Linked DNA regions of Homo sapiens: region 2 is linked to region 1. A link is a loop called in an ENCODE intact Hi-C map of the cell type or tissue named here. Cell type or tissue: Calu3. All regions are shown on one strand.

Evidence for each region. Peaks named below come from ENCODE experiments on the same cell type or tissue, not always from the same donor. Only the 100,000 strongest peaks of a DNase experiment are listed, where the experiment ranks them.
Region 2: it touches region 1 in a loop (12-fold over the local background); 5 of 110 quality-filtered maps call a loop at or near these places.

The regions. Positions count from the first base shown.
Region 1 is chr12:71,389,669-71,397,668 of GRCh38, forward strand. No RefSeq gene overlaps it. Among named protein-coding and RNA genes, the nearest start is that of LGR5, 46 kb to the right of the region's middle. RefSeq lists a silencer at 2,881-3,175. In Calu3, a CTCF peak has its summit at 3,073 (motif pointing left); a DNase peak (open chromatin) is centred at 3,063.
Region 2 is chr12:71,120,685-71,128,684 of GRCh38, forward strand. It overlaps TSPAN8 (tetraspanin 8), which reads right to left. Exons shown (of 9, transcript NM_004616.3): 9 at 4,412-4,703. The coding sequence ends at 4,650. Among named protein-coding and RNA genes, the nearest start is that of TSPAN8, 33 kb to the right of the region's middle. In Calu3, no CTCF peak of the experiment used is centred here; no DNase peak of the experiment used is centred here.

The DNA.
Region 1 (8,000 bases):
CAAAGTCCTTTTCCCATTTTTTAACCTGTTTTTTTTTCTGTTGTTAATTTAAGGAGTTAATATATTCTGGATATTAATTCCTTATTAGATGGATGATTTGTAAATATTTTCTCCTATTCTTTGGGTTGACTTTTCACTCCATTGATAGTGTCCTTTGATGCTCAAAAGTTTCTTATTTTAATAAAATCCAACTAATTTTTTCTTTTATTGCCTGTGACTTTAGTGTCATATCCAATAAATAATTGCCAAACCCAATATCATAAATATTTCTCTATTTTTTTTCTAAGAATTTCATAGTTTTAGCTGTTATGTTTAGTCTCTGATCCATTTCGAGTTAATTTTTATATATATAGTGTAAGGTAAAAGTCCATGTTTATTATTTTTCATGTAGATACCCAATTTTTTCAACACTTTTGTTAATAAAACTGACCTTTTCCCATCGGATGGTCTTAACACCCTACTTAATGGCTGTATTCGTCTGTTCTCATGCTGCTGATAAAGACATACCAGAGACTGGGCAATTTACAAAAGAAAGAGGTTTAATGGACTTACAGTTCCACATGGCTGGGGAGGCCACACAATCATGGTGAAAGGCAAGGAGAAGCAAGTCATGTCTTACATGGATGGTGGCAGGCTAAGAGAGAGCTTGTGCAGGGAAACTCCCATATTTAAAACCATCCAATCTTGTGAGACTCATTCACTATCATGAGAACAGCACAGGAAAGACCCACCCCTATAATTCAATCACCTCCCACCAGGTTCCTCCCATGACACGTGGGAATTGTGGAAGTTACAATTCAAGATGAGATTTGGGTGGAGACACAGCCAAACCATATCAATGTGGCATTTTAATTAAGTCACTTTATAATTAATTCCACTCTATAAAGAGTTTGCAGTTTATTGCATGGAATGATAAATTCATTTCTTCTTTTGGGTGGATGCAAGCAGTATACCTCTGTGAACAAAGCAGAAAATCACTATACTTGCCGTTTCATGCCCTCACTTCTATAATGGTTTGACTCTAAAATGTGCAGCAAACTTCTTTATATATATTCAAAAGAATGATTTACCCACTGTCTGATTTAATGCTTTTTAAAGCCTAAAAGCCTGTCAAACAGACTGAAGAATCATTTTCCATCCCTTTATGCTCCTGTGCCTCACTGTGGGCGACATTACATTACCCTACATTGTGCCTAGGTGTGCTCTTCCACCAATAGCAAGCCTACTGTCCTACTGAACAACTGCAAAAGTGAAGGATTTACAACAGGAAGCTTCCCCAAATGCTCATGTTTACTTTAAACCAACAATCATTAAGGAAAGAATCTGGTGGAAGGAAGACACAAGGTGACTTGCAAAGTCATTAATAAGAGGTCATAAATAGGTATAATCGAAGGTTTGGGCTTCTCTTAAAAAAAAAAAGAGAGACTTAAGAATTAAGTTATAATAATATCCCATTTAATGCCTGAATTTAAATGAAAAAGGGATCTACTGCAGGCCAGGTGTAGTTGCTCACACCTGTGATCCCAGCACTTTGGGAGGCCAAAGCAGGTGGATCACTTGAGCACAGGAGTTCGAGACCAGCCTGGGCAACATAGTGAGAACCTGTCTCTACAAAAATTAATGGGGCATGGTGCCATGAGCCTGTAGTCTCAGCTACTCAGGAGACTGAGGTGGGAGGATCGCTTGAGCCCGGGAGGCAGAGGTTGCTATGAGCCAAAATCATGCCACTGCACTCCAGCCTGGGTGACAGAGTGAGACTCTGTCTCAAGATTTAAAATAAATAAATAAATAGTAAAAACTACTGCAATAGGTTTCTGTAGATGTTATAAATTATAAATATATTAAAAACTGTGGTATTATTATCACAAGTTATCTCAATTATTTCATAGATACCATTCTTCAAGAACTCTATATACGAAACTATGATTTCAAAAATGTTTAACAATAGGAGCTTAAAATTAGATAAATTATTTTAAAAACTAAGGTTAGTACTAGTATAAATACCTGAAACCCTCAGGGAACCACACATCTCGATGAACTGGAAGGCACCACCAAGAGTTTTATGGTCACTCTGTCTTTCACTACTACCCTATTAATATGACAAGTATATTTGTGAACCTAGAAATGGACTTAAGTCTATTATTTGGAAAAAACTTTGTGTTTCTGATTTGTCTAGTTTAATTACAACTACAAATATTAATCAACTTCATCACTGGGTGGCATTGTAAGTACCCATATATGTTGGAGACTTCATTGAAAAAAAAGAGAGAGAGAGAGAGAAAGATCTGCTTTTAGAAAGTGTACCGACTTGGCCAGGCACGGTGGCTCATGCCTATAATCTCAGCACTTTGGGAGGCCAAGGCGGGAGGATTGCATAAGCCCAGGAGTTTGACCCATAGTGAGAAACATAGTGAGACCCTGTCTCTACAAAAAATATTTTTTTTTTAATTAGCCGGGCATGGTGGCATGCACCTGTAGTCCCAGCTACTTAGGGAGCTGAGGTGGGAGGATGACCTGAGCCAGAGAGGTCAAGGCTGCAGTGAGCTGTGATCATGCCACTGCACTCCAGTCTGGATGACAGAGCAAGACCCTGTACCCTCACCCAAAAAAATGTTTATCAGGTGATATCAACATGGACAAGCCTAGACTTACAAAAAACATTAGCCAATCCTAGAATTTTTTTCTAATAGTTAAATGATTATGATAACTCAAGAGCAGGATCATAGGAATATTGCATAAAAATAATAATTTAATTAAATTTAATTTAAACATAGGTGTTTACCTGAAACAGATGTGCCAATGGAGAGCTGAGTACATTTAGCATAAGTAGAAAGTATAATACCTAGCCTATATTACTTACAGAATTTGGAAGATAGCTCCAACGTGGGAGCCACTCTGAGACAAAGCTAGAACCCCCAAATGGCCACGAGGAGCTTATGACGCAGACTTTCAGCAGTAGCCAGAGGACCCTCTTTTCTGAGGCATAAAACATGGTACTGACTGAAGAGCTAAGGCTAGTGAAGGCAGTCGCTGTGTCCTAAAAGATGTTGTCTACAAAGTGTCCTCTAGTGGTCAAAGGCTATCACTGCATGTTAAAAATAGCAACCTTTCTCTTGTAAGACCATGAATCAGCTCTCACCGGTACTGGGTAGTTAATCTGGTGATTATTATTTTTCAAGTATATAAATGGTTTCCCACTTATCTTGATATCAGGAGACAAAGAAAACAAGGTCATTAAAAGTGTCCTGATTTAGTGGCCAAAAAAGGCGGTAGAGCCTAGCAATTAAAAGCGTGATTAGGAGTTAGGCAGCCTATGTAAATAAAACCTTGCTGTACTTCTTACTCGCTTCGTGACCGAAAAAATGAATTAAACTTTTTGCTTGTCAGTTAACACATCTGTAAAGTGGAGATAACTTTATTACCTCATAGGATAAGCTTCATAATAATCCTATAAGGTAATAAATATTAATCAAATCTGGAGCCACCTTAACTCAGAATCTTTTTTTATGTTATAATAAATTATCCTCACTTTTAAAGCTGCTTTCCATGTGTGTTTTCTACTATTATTTTCAGCCATTGCCATCCTACAAATACACTGACTATTATAAATAAATATTTTAGATTAGAATGTGCAGTCTTACTACAGGCTAGAGTTTAGTGTACTAAGGATTATTCTATTATATAGATTATCTAAGCCACTAACTAGGTAGATGAGAAAACCAAGGCCCTTAGAGTTTCGATGTCCTATCCCAGGTCACACAGTTAATAGAGTTGGGATTGTCTGAAACTCAGTAGGCCTAACTCCCAGTCCAATGCTCATTTATCATATGATTTATTTCACTTTTCTTCCCAATCCATAAAAGTCACCACAGATCACACTCCAGTGCAGAGGGAACCAAGAAACCAACTGCTTCTTCAACATAGTTTCCAGACATGGCAACAATTAACCACTTTTTGTAGGCAGTTAATGGATTAACACAACCGCTAAGATTATAATGAAAAGATACTGGAAGAACCACTGTGAAAGCAAAACATCGGCGAGTTCACATCTTACTGAAACATCAGTAATTAGACATTGATATGTGAAAAAATGTAGGCAAATGATGAAACCGGGTTAATGTACTTACTCCATAGCCAACCCATCAGACTACCTTCACCCACTTCCTGCTTTCAGTCCAGCCCTGATAAGAGTTATTTGGCTGTCATTCTGCCTTCCCTCCAGTTTACCTCCTGCCATCTCTTCTTAAATCTGTAGATATGTAATTTAATGGCATCACTATTGGCCCAATGGCTTAGACCCAAAACCTGTAGTCTCTTTAGATGTCTTTCATATTCCATACCCAAACCATTAGCAAATTCTGAATTTACCTTCAAAATACATTCCAAATCCCATCACTTCTCACCAACTACACAGCTACTACTTTGATCCTTTTCTTCATAAACCTTCACTTTGCTAACTACTACAACTGCCTCATAACAAATACTTTGCTTCCACTCGTCTGTTATAGCCCAAAAAATGCTACATTTAATTATTTCTGTGTTTAAAGCCTCCAGTGGCTTTTTATCACATTCAAAATAAAATCCAAACCTGTTACCTTAGTTTACAAGCCCATCTTAATATGATCCTTGGCTCTACTTTCCAACTGCATGTCCTGTTCATCCCACTCTACACTGCCCTCCTTGCTGCTACTTGAAAAAGCCATGCTTTTTCCCAATTTAGGGGTTTTTGTCTATGCAGTTTCCTCTGCTGAACAGATTTCTCCTCCCAGTATTCCAATAAGTGGCTCTATCGCTTCAGTCAGGTCTCTGCTCAACTGTCTGTCACCTGTCAAAGAAGCAGTCTCTATTTCATCTACATTAGAACACCTATCATTCTATCCCTTCATCCTGCATATTTTTTCTTAAAGCATTTATTATTACCTTACATTATATTACACATTTGTTAACTTTTTATTATTTGTATCTTGCACTAGAAGATAAGCTTTGTGGTGGCACAAACTTGTTTTGTTTACTGATGTTTCCCCAGCTCCTAAAACAGTGCAGAGCACACATTAAGTACTCATAAGTTATAGTCAGAGAAATGAATTAATGCCTCCATATTTCACCTCTTAACTTCTGAGCATTGCCCACTGTTTTCCAGTTTGAAAACATAATCCATGCACTAATTAACTATTCTTAGATGCCGCATCACAATTTGTGGTTCTCCCTCTTTCACTTCAAGTACTGAAAGATACAGATCAATTGCTGGATGTTAAAGTGATCTAATGGTAGAAACTGTCTCTCAGCTATTTATAACCAGGCTACAATGCCTGAAATTCTATAGCAAGCCTCTATAAAATTTCTTCAGCTCTCACAGCTTGCTGTCACCACATTTAAAATTGCTTTATGGGATTGAAAGGTGGAGGCAATTTGTGGTCCTAAGTAAAACTACTTGCTTTCAGTTAGTTTGGCTGTGAAGCAAGAAGATGGTGAGTATCCAGGATGTCAGCTGTGATCAGCTTGTCTTACTATCTTCTGTTAAATATGGCACACAGGGCCGGGCGTGGTGGCTCACGCCTGTAATCCCAGCACTTTGGGAGGCCGAGGCGGGTGGATCATGAGGTCAGAAGATCGAGACCATCCTGGCTAACACGGTGAAACCCCATCTCTACTAGAAATACAAAAAATTAGCCTGGCATGGTGGCAGGCACCTGTAGTCCCAGCTACTCAGGAGGCTGAGGCAGGAGAATGGCATGAACCCGGGAGGCAGAGCTTGCAGTGAGCCGAGATCACGCCACTGCACTCCAGCCTGGGGGACAGAGCAAGATTCCGTCTCAAAAAAGAAAAAAAAAATGGCACACAGAAAATACTGAAGAAATGATTCTGTTGCAGGCCCAAGCCTCAGAACCATCTAATAAGGTGACATGAGTGTCTTACTGTAATTTAAGGTTGAATTAGGGCCTTTGGGCATCACAATACAGTCTAATTCAACCATCACAAGCATGTCTTTAGAAGGGAATATCCTTGCAGGTCTACAGAAAACAACTCACATTCTGCCCCACTGGGTTCCATAATGTAGGATATCACCTGCCACACTCATGACTCCGTTCATGTTTTCTTCCAGGAGTCATTGCCTCAACAGAACATTTCCTGGCTGCAAGCACATCCAATACAAGGCATAAAATAGCCAGTCCTGTATAAAACATATGAAATGGTAGTTCTTTTAAATACTACATTTTGAAGTCTGGAGTCAAGAAAAATGGGTCCTATATTCCCATCTTTTTGGAAACTATCGAGAATTGTTATTTTATACAGAAAAGGTAACTGACAATTACTGAGCCCTTACTGTGTGCCAGACACTTTATGAAGCCAGTGACTTCATTTGTTTTAATTCTTACAACATTGATCCTGTAAAATAGGTATCATCACTGCCATTTTGCAACTAGAAAACAGATTTAGTGATCTCAAGAGGCCTGCCCTCCTAACCTCCTAATCTCCCAGTCTTCTCCAATCAGTTAATGTCACCACCAGCCTTTCAAATGCTCAAGCTATAAATCTAAGTGTCATCCTTAACACTTAGACACGTCTTCATCTTCACTGCTCCTACCAGTTCAAATAACTATCATTATTACCTGGGCTACTGCAATAGCCTCCTAATTCATCTCTCTGCTTTTATACTTGCCCACTCCATTCTCTAAGCCCAGCAGCCAGAATGATTTTTGTAAAACATAAACCATAAAACAAACTGACTTAAACACTTCCATGATTCCCCACCATACTTACAATATAATTCAAACTATTTTACCCTGCATACGAAACTCTGGATGATCTGCTAAGAACCCTAACTTCATGCTCTTATCTTTCCTCTCTCCAATAATCAGAACTTATTTCTGTTCCTGGAACACACTAAGCTTGTTCCTACTTTAAGGCTCCTGCTCTGGAACTATCTTCACACAGATCTTCACAAAGAAGTTTGTGGTCATTCAGTTCTCAGCTGCTATGTCACCTCCTTAGATGGATCTTTTCTCTTGACAACCTAAAGCAGCCCCCCATCATCACACCCTGTAGTATCACCCAGTTTTATTTCTCCATAGTACTAACTGCTGTCTGCTAATTTCTCTTTTTTAAGAGAAAAAAAGTTTTTTTATTTCTTTCTTTCCGTCTCCTCCCACAAAAATGCATGCTATAAGATACCTTGCCTGTCACATATAGCACTGTGATTCCAGCACTTAAAACAGTGTCTGGGACATTATAAGTAATTGATAAATGCCTAAGTATACACTGTTAATTCCCAGATCAAGGTTAAAATTCAGGTATCCATCCACAAATTTTTTCTACTATATTTTGACTTCTCCATGACTTTATCTTAGAATATTATACATTGTAAAATTTACTATTCACTTTACATATACTGATCTCTATTCACTTTACATATACTGATCTCTATTCACTTTACATACACTGAACTCTATCTCCTTTAAATTATAATTATCTTTATCCTTCAAGGCCTGTTTTACTTTCACTATGGCACTTTTCTTCATACCCCAATCAAGTTTAATCACTCCTTTCTCAATATTAGTATAAAATCTTTATTATATTTTATTTTTGAAACTTAGATTACCTTGGGTTTTTAAATCTACCTCTCCAGCTAGACTATAAGTTCTTTGAAGATAAAGATCATGTCAACTCTTTTTCATTTTTCCCAATGCCCATCAGACATAGAAGGCATTGAGCATAGAATTTAGTCAATAAATTCTTGCTGAATTAAGTTATTTTTTTCTCTATGCAAAGATTTTGTTGATTTTCAGAGATATAAGTCTCTCACAATACAATAAAAATCACTCAAGGAGACAAAACAACCTGTTTATTGACAATAAAGATAATTCCAGGGAATTTATTGGAATGACTAAGGTTCAAGGCAGTATTCCACACATTCTAGAATGAATTCCATGAAGAGTAAATTGCATCTCACTGACTCAGAACCTATAAATATTTTTCAAGTAATATTGACACAGGATGTT
Region 2 (8,000 bases), 270 kb before region 1:
AGTAAAGCTCTCCTCAGCAAATGTAAAAGAACAGAGATGATAACAAACTATCTCTCAGACCACAGTGCAATCAAACTAGAACTCAGGATTAAGAATCTCACTCAAAACCACTCAACTACATGGAAACTGAACAACCTGCTCCTGAATGACTACTGGATACATAACGAAATGAAGGCAGAAATGAAGATGTTCTTTGAAACCAACGAGAACAAAGACACAACATACCAGAATCTCTGGGACGCATTCAAAGCAGTGTGTAGAGGGAAATTTATAGCACTAAATGCCCACAAGAGAAAGCAGGAAAGATCCAAAATTGACACCCTAATATCACAATTAAAAGAACTAGAAAAGCAAGAGCAAACACATTCAAAAGCTAGCAGAAAGCAAGAAATAACTAAAATCAGAGCAGAACTGAAGGAAATAGAGACACAAAAAACCCTTCAAAAAATTAATGAATCCAGGAGCTGGTTTTTTGAAAGGATCAACAAAATTGATAGACTGCTAGCAAGACTAATAAAGAAAAAAAGAGAGAAGAATCAAATAGACACAATAAAAAATGATAAAGGGGTATCACCACCAATCCCACAGAAATACAAACTATCATCAGAGAATACTACAAACACCTCTATGCAAATAAACTAGAAAATCTAGAAGAAATGGATAAATTCCTCGACACATACACTCTCCCAAGACTAAACCAGGAAGAAGTTGAATCTCTGAATAGACCAATAACAGGAGCTGAAAATTGTGGCAATAATCAATAGTTTACCAACCAAAAAGAGTCCAGGACCAGATGGATTCACAGCCGAATTCTACCAGAGGTACAAGGAGGAACTGGTACCATTCCTTCTGAAACTATTCCAATCAATAGAAAAAGAGGGAGTCCTCCCTAACTCATTTTATGAGGCCAGCATCATTCTGATACCAAAGCCGGGCAGAGACACAACCAAAAAAGAGAATTTTAGACCAATATCCTTGACGAACATTGTTGCAAAAATCCTCAATAAAATACTGGCAAAACGAATCCAGCAGCACATCAAAAAGCTTATCCACCATGATCAAGTGGGCTTCATCCCTGGGATGCAAGGCTGGTTTAATATACGCAAATCAATAAATGTAATCCAGCATATAAACAGAGCCAAAGACAAAAACCACATGATTATCTCAATAGATGCAGAAAAAGACTTTGACAAAATTCAACAACCCTTCATGATAAAAACTCTCAATAAATTAGGTATTGATGGGATGTATTTCAAAATAATAAGAGCTATCTATGACAAACCCACAGCCAATATCATACTGAATGGGCAAAAACTGGAAGCATTCCCTTTGAAAACTGGCACAAGACAGGGATGCCCTCTCTCACCACTCCTATTCAACATAGTGTTGGAAGTTCTGGCCAGGGCAATTAGGCAGGAGAAGGAAATAAAGTGTATTCAATTAGGAAAAGAGGAAGTCAAATTGTCCCTGTTTGCAGACGACATGACTGTATATCTAGAAAACCCCATTGTCTCAGCCCAAAATCTCCTTAAGTTGATAAGCAACTTCAGCAAAGTCTCAGGATACAAAATCAATGTACAAAAATCACAAGCATTCTTATACACCAACAACAGACAAACAGAGAGCCAAATCATGAGTGAACTCCCATTCACAATTGCTTCAAAGAAAATAAAATACCTAGGAATCCACCTTACAAGGGATGTGAAGGACCTCTTCAAGGAGAACTACAAACCACTGCTCGAGGAAATAAAAAAGGATACAAACAAATGGAAGAACATTCCATGCTCATGGGTAGGAAGAATCAATATCATGAAAATGGCCATACTGCCCAAGGTAATTTACAGATTCAATGCCATCCCCATCAAGCTACCAATGACTTTCTTCACAGAATTGGAAAAAACTACTTTAAAGTTCATATGGAACCAAAAAAGAGCCCGCATCGCCAAGGCAATCCTAAGCCAAAAGAACAAAGCTGGAGGCATCACACTACCTGACTTCAAACTATACTACAAGCCTACAGTAACCAAAACAGCATGGTACTGGTACCAAAACAGAGATATAGATCAATGGAACAGAACAGAGCCCTCAGAAATAACGCCGCATATCTACAACTATCTGATCTTTGACGAACCTGAGAAAAACAAGCAATGGGGAAAGGATTCCCTATTTAATAAATGGTGCTGGGAAAACTGGCTAGCCATATGTAGAAAGCTGAAACTGGATCCCTTCCTTACACCTTATACAAAAATCAATTCAAGATGGATTAAAGACTTAAACATTAGACCTAAAACCATAAAAACCCTAGAAGAAAACCTAGGCAGTACCATTCAGGACATAGGCATGGGCAAGGACTTCATGTCCAAAACACCAAAAGCAATGGCAACAAAAGACAAAATTGACAAATGGGATCTAATTAGACTAAAGAGCTTCTGCACAGCAAAAGAAACTACCATCAGAGTGAACAGGCAACCTACAAAATGGGAGAAAATTTTCGCAACCTACTCATCTGACAAAGGGCTAATATCCAGAATCTACAATGAACTCAAACAAATTTACAAGAAAAAAACAAACAACCCCATCAAAAAGTGGGCGAAGGACATGAACAGACACTTCTCAAATGAAGACATTTACGCAGCCAAAAAACACATGAAAAAATGCTCATCATCACTGGCCATCAGAGAAATGCAAATCAAAACCACAATGAGATACCATCTCACACCAGTTAGAATGGCAATCATTAAAAAGTCAGGAAACAACAGGTGCTGGAGAGGATGTGGAGAAATAGGAACACTTTTACACTGTTGGTGGGACTGTAAACTAGTTCAACCATTGTGGAAGTCAGTGTGGCGATTCCTCAGGGATCTAGAACTAGAAATACCATTTGACCCAGCCATCCCATTACTGGGTATATACCCAAAGGACTATAAATCATGCTGCTATAAAGACACATGCACACGTATGTTTATTGCGGCATTATTCACAATAGCAAAGACTTGGAACCAACCCAAATGTCCAACAATGATAAACTGGATTAAGAAAATGTGGCACATATACACCATGGAATACTATGCAGCCATAAAAAAGGATGAGTTCATGTCCTTTGTAGGGACATGGATGAAATTGGAAATCATCATTCTCAGTAAACTATTGCAAGAACAAAAAACCAAACACCGCATATTCTCACTCATAGGTGGGAATTGAACAATGAGATCACATGGACACAGGAAGGGGAATATCACACTCTGGGGACTGTGGTGGGGTGGGGGGAGGGGGGAGGGATAGCATTGGGAGATATACCTAATGCTAGATGACGAGTTAGTGGGTGCAGCGCACCAGCATGGCACATGTATACATATGTAACTAACCTGCACAATGTGCACATGTACCCTAAAACTTAAAGTATAATAAAAAAAAAAAAAGAAAAGTGGTTACCTTTAGGGAAATATTTACAGAGAGGGCAGTATATTGGTAAATGTTTATCAACCAGCTCTCCAGAAAAGAAAGAAAAGAAAAGAAAGAAAAGCCCTGAATTTACAGCATTTGTTAGTTTCTATGGCATAAATACTCCGAGCATGGTAGATTTCAAGGTACCAATCTCATGTTACTGAACACAAAGTTGGGAAGAACTTTGTGTACAAAACTTTTGTGTATATGTGTACAATCTGCTTAGCAAGTCTGTGTGAGCCAAATACACCCCACCACTGAGAGGTGGCATGAAGGAGCATTCTGGTGTGCTAGAAATATTCTGTATCTTCTTTTTTTTTTTTTTGGAGATGGGGGTCTCACTTTATTATTCAGGCTGGTCTCAAACTCCTGGGGTCAAGAGACCCTACTGTCTCAGCTTCCCAAGTAGCTGAGCTTACAGGCATGAGCCACTGTGCCCAACTCTGATCTTAGTCCTTACACAGATGTACATATATTAAAAGAGCTATACTTTAAGAATTATCGACTATATTGTATGTATGTTATACTTCTATACAAAGCAAAAATGTTAAATATTTCTGAGAACTAGAAAGAAAAAAAAGTTACAACTGTTGTGTCTGAGAGGAAGATCCAGATGGGTACCAGAGAAGCAATGGCTGGGTGCTGGGCACTCAGACCTTTTTGTTCATACAATAGATATGCAGCAAAAGAGAGACATACTATTAGTAGCTTTGACATAAATAGAAAAGAGATGGTGACTCTTTTACCTGGATCATTGTCAATTATTTTAACATTAGACTTGATTCAGTCTTATCACCAATGGTTGATACATCATATAAAAGAGTGTCGTTTCTGAAAAGCCCCAGATCCACTGTCTTAACTATCTATGGCCCTGTCACCTTAGAGATGATTATTCCACTGGGTGGCTCCAGAAGAACATTTTAAGCACTGTAGCACCTGAATACAATGATCAGACATAGAAAAGCACCAACGTAAACAGTTACTTTTATTTTGAGTAAAAATACACATTCATATCATTTTCCCTTATATCCCTCAAATCTTAAATGTGTTCAATATGTCTAGAAGATATCTGTGGTCTAGCTAGCCGAGACATTTTAAAAAGACAGCTGCTCCTGACTTATATAGCACTTACATATTTAAATTTACAAAGCCAAAGCAACATTTTAAAGGGGTTTGACTGACGATAGGTTGATGCATCCACAGATTCATTTGTTCCCGATCTGGCAATACAGGACCATAGAAAACACCAAACCCAGTATCTAGAGAACAAAATAACAGGATTAACATGGAATTTAAGGGAAAACACTGGACACATTATAAATAAACAGAAAGAACATTATATATGAAAAGATTTTGTATATTGACAGTTCCAATCTTATCTAACTCATCTCTCTTGGGAAATTAGAGGTTCCAATGGGACAAAAGAGCACTGCAAAAGCTCTCTTGAGTTTTTTTTGTGTTTTAATCAGCTTTTTTAGCTGGCCAATCAGCCTCTATCTAACTGGCCCCATATAAACTGCACAGTAGCAGCTGCCACCAGAGGACCTACTCCCTTTTCTGGAACACACACATTCTTCTGCAGAGCGTCTCCTCTGGAGCACTGGGGATCTCAGGTCCCTGGGGGCTAAATATACGTAATGCTTCCATAAAAAGGTTATGATCATCTGGTTTAAATCATCTGCATAAAAATCAAGAAGTCTAGAATTTCTCTTGCTGTAGTTTTAGGCATTTCCAAGAGGAATAAAAAATGAAGTAACTCTTTTTTTAAAAAAGCTTCTAAACTATGGGGAACAGCTTAATTCAGGAATTTCTTTTGAAGTGAAAAAGCACAGCTGAAAATCTGGGGCATAATTTCCATCTCAAGTAGCTCTCCCAAGAATGAGGGACCCCAAAATTTGCTCTAATTGGCTCTACAGTTGGTGACTTGCATGCTGTATCTTTGACGTAGAAATGATAGACAGGACCTGTGTGCATTACCAATAGAAAGTTTCCTCCCCCACCAGCCCCTTTTGAAGGGAGGATGGAGGAAGGCAAAGTGACATTTATGCTGAGTCAACTTAAATGCTTCTACTGTGTTGAGACTTTCTGCTTACTAACACTTTCCTGGAAATGTAATTCAAATGAGAACTGCTAACCAATCTTTCTTCCTTCTTAAAAAGGTTGACACCAATTCTCTGCAAAAGTAATAATTTCCATTCAAAATGTGCTACAATTGAAGACTGAAATTTAGTCTTTTTGTCTTGATCCTGAGCCTTAAGTCTGTGGGACAAGTATCAAGAAAGAATTTTTTTAATGGGGAAAAAATAATGGGATAAGACAACTATCATCTTTCACTGCTACATCCTTGAAATAGAAGCCGTCAATTTATCAGCAGACTAGATAGTTAATATCACACTTTCTTGTATTTCATTGTCCCTGAAAAGAACATTTATGATTGTTCAAAAAAAAGCACATAATTAAAAGAGATTTGTCATTTTATAATGTACGCCAAGACTCATGATAAATTTGCTAAGAGGTATGCAGCAGTCTAAAAAAATGTAAAATTATCATTTTTCTTTTAACTGCTTTATTTCTAGGACCTCCTGTTGGGATAACTTTTATCCTACAAAGTGATGGCTCTCAGTGTGTAGCACTTTTTTTTTTTTAATTAAAGCAAGGAAAGTGCTGATCATCTTTTGTGCTTGTAAGTTGTTATAGTCAAATGAGGAGAGTATGATAGTCTGGCTGTTTTAAGCTAGAGTAATGAGAATTCCAAAAATGTCTATAGATAAATTTTTCTTGCAGAATAAGGTATTCTGCACAATCTTTAGCATCCAATGTGAGAAGAATCCCTTAGGTATATAGTCTTAACATAGCTTTGAAAACAAATATTGGCCCACCTCACTAAAACCTATGCCTAAACATACTAACATAAGGTCTAAATATGGGGCGGTCTTTTTTTATATGATATTTTTCTGTGGAGATAATCTGAACATATTTTCTGCAGGAAGACATTTGCTTCTGTTTTCTTAAAAGTATTTTTTAGAGGAGATTTTCTGTTTCTGTATCTTTGTGTTTTTTTGAATTTGAACTTTGGAAACAAAGAAGGGAGATAGGCCTAAGTCATAGGGCAATAGGAAACTTGTACTAATGACTGTAAGATGAGCTATAAAATGCTTTGTTTTTGGATACATAATTTATAGACTGGGTGTCAGAAGACTTTTCCAATCTACTTTTTGAATAAAGGAAGATGGAATATAAAATGATTTGTTTCCCTTAAAAAGAGGGAGGGCAGGTTATAGACTGAGGAACTGAACAATTTTAAAAAGTTCAAACAATTATTTGAACCAACTATTTACCATATCTGCAGAGAGTCTAGAAATCACAATTAATTTGACTTCTCGAATTCAAAAACGGTTCTGTTTTATGATAGTAACGCAAAAACTTCATACCTATAAATTACTGTATAGAATGTTTGTATTAAGCTATTTTTCTCTGAATATGTCTTTAGAAGAACAAATAAAATATTTAAACATGTAATTAATACATGGAATATAACAATTTCATAAAATACTGAAATACATTAATCTTTTTGTAATCTTATTTTCCACTAGATGTATTTAAATTCTTGAAAATGCCTTTGACTATGACACAAAGGATTTCATCAACCTCCCCAATCAAGTATGTCCTTACTTTTTCTGGTTTTGCTAACTGAGGAGCATCTGTGATTTGAGCTAGTGATAGTCAATTGTCAGAACTTGAGTCTAACATGAAATATAACTCTTATATTAAATATCTCATTTAAAGCATGCTCTCTCATTCACTTAAATCATTCATGTAAAATCACTCTTGATTCATTTAAATCATTCATTTCTTACTCATCTTCATGGCCATTAGTCCTTATTTCTAAATTAGCATAAACCCAGAATACAAAGCAGAGAAATAAAATACATCTTACAAAATGCAGAATCAAGAGAAATAGACCTAATCCATAGCACCATTTGACTCTGAACATATATCAGACCTAAAGAAAGACAGCCATAACCTACCAACAAAGAATGCTTCATATTTATACCTATTCATCTGGACTACAAGAAAGTAATAACCCACAGTTTAATTTGCTGCTAATAGTCCCTAACCTTTCTCTAATAGCTGCCTGGGAAATTCCACCAGCAAACTAAATAACCACTTAGGACACTAAATTGCTTCATTCCCAGTTAAAATTTCTTTCTGGCAGTGATGTGGCACGAGTAAGAGGTAGAAAATTACCAGAAAGCCCAAGGAGTACCTTGCACAGCATTCCATGAGTGTGAAGCACAAGGCACTCAGCTGAGCTAACCAGCTCTCACAGGCATTAACCAGGGAGACACTTCACATTCTTGCTAATGCCCTGGAATAGGATTGTGAGTGAATTTGATCTACTTGATATTAAAATTACCCAAGATCTGGGATGATTCCAAAATGCTTCTCTGAAGCAGTTTTAATTCATTTTCTTGGCAAAGATTTTTAGGCCATGTGAAAAGTATCTTTCAGGTTTTTTTTTTTTTTAAAAAAAAAACATGCCAAGAAAGTTCATC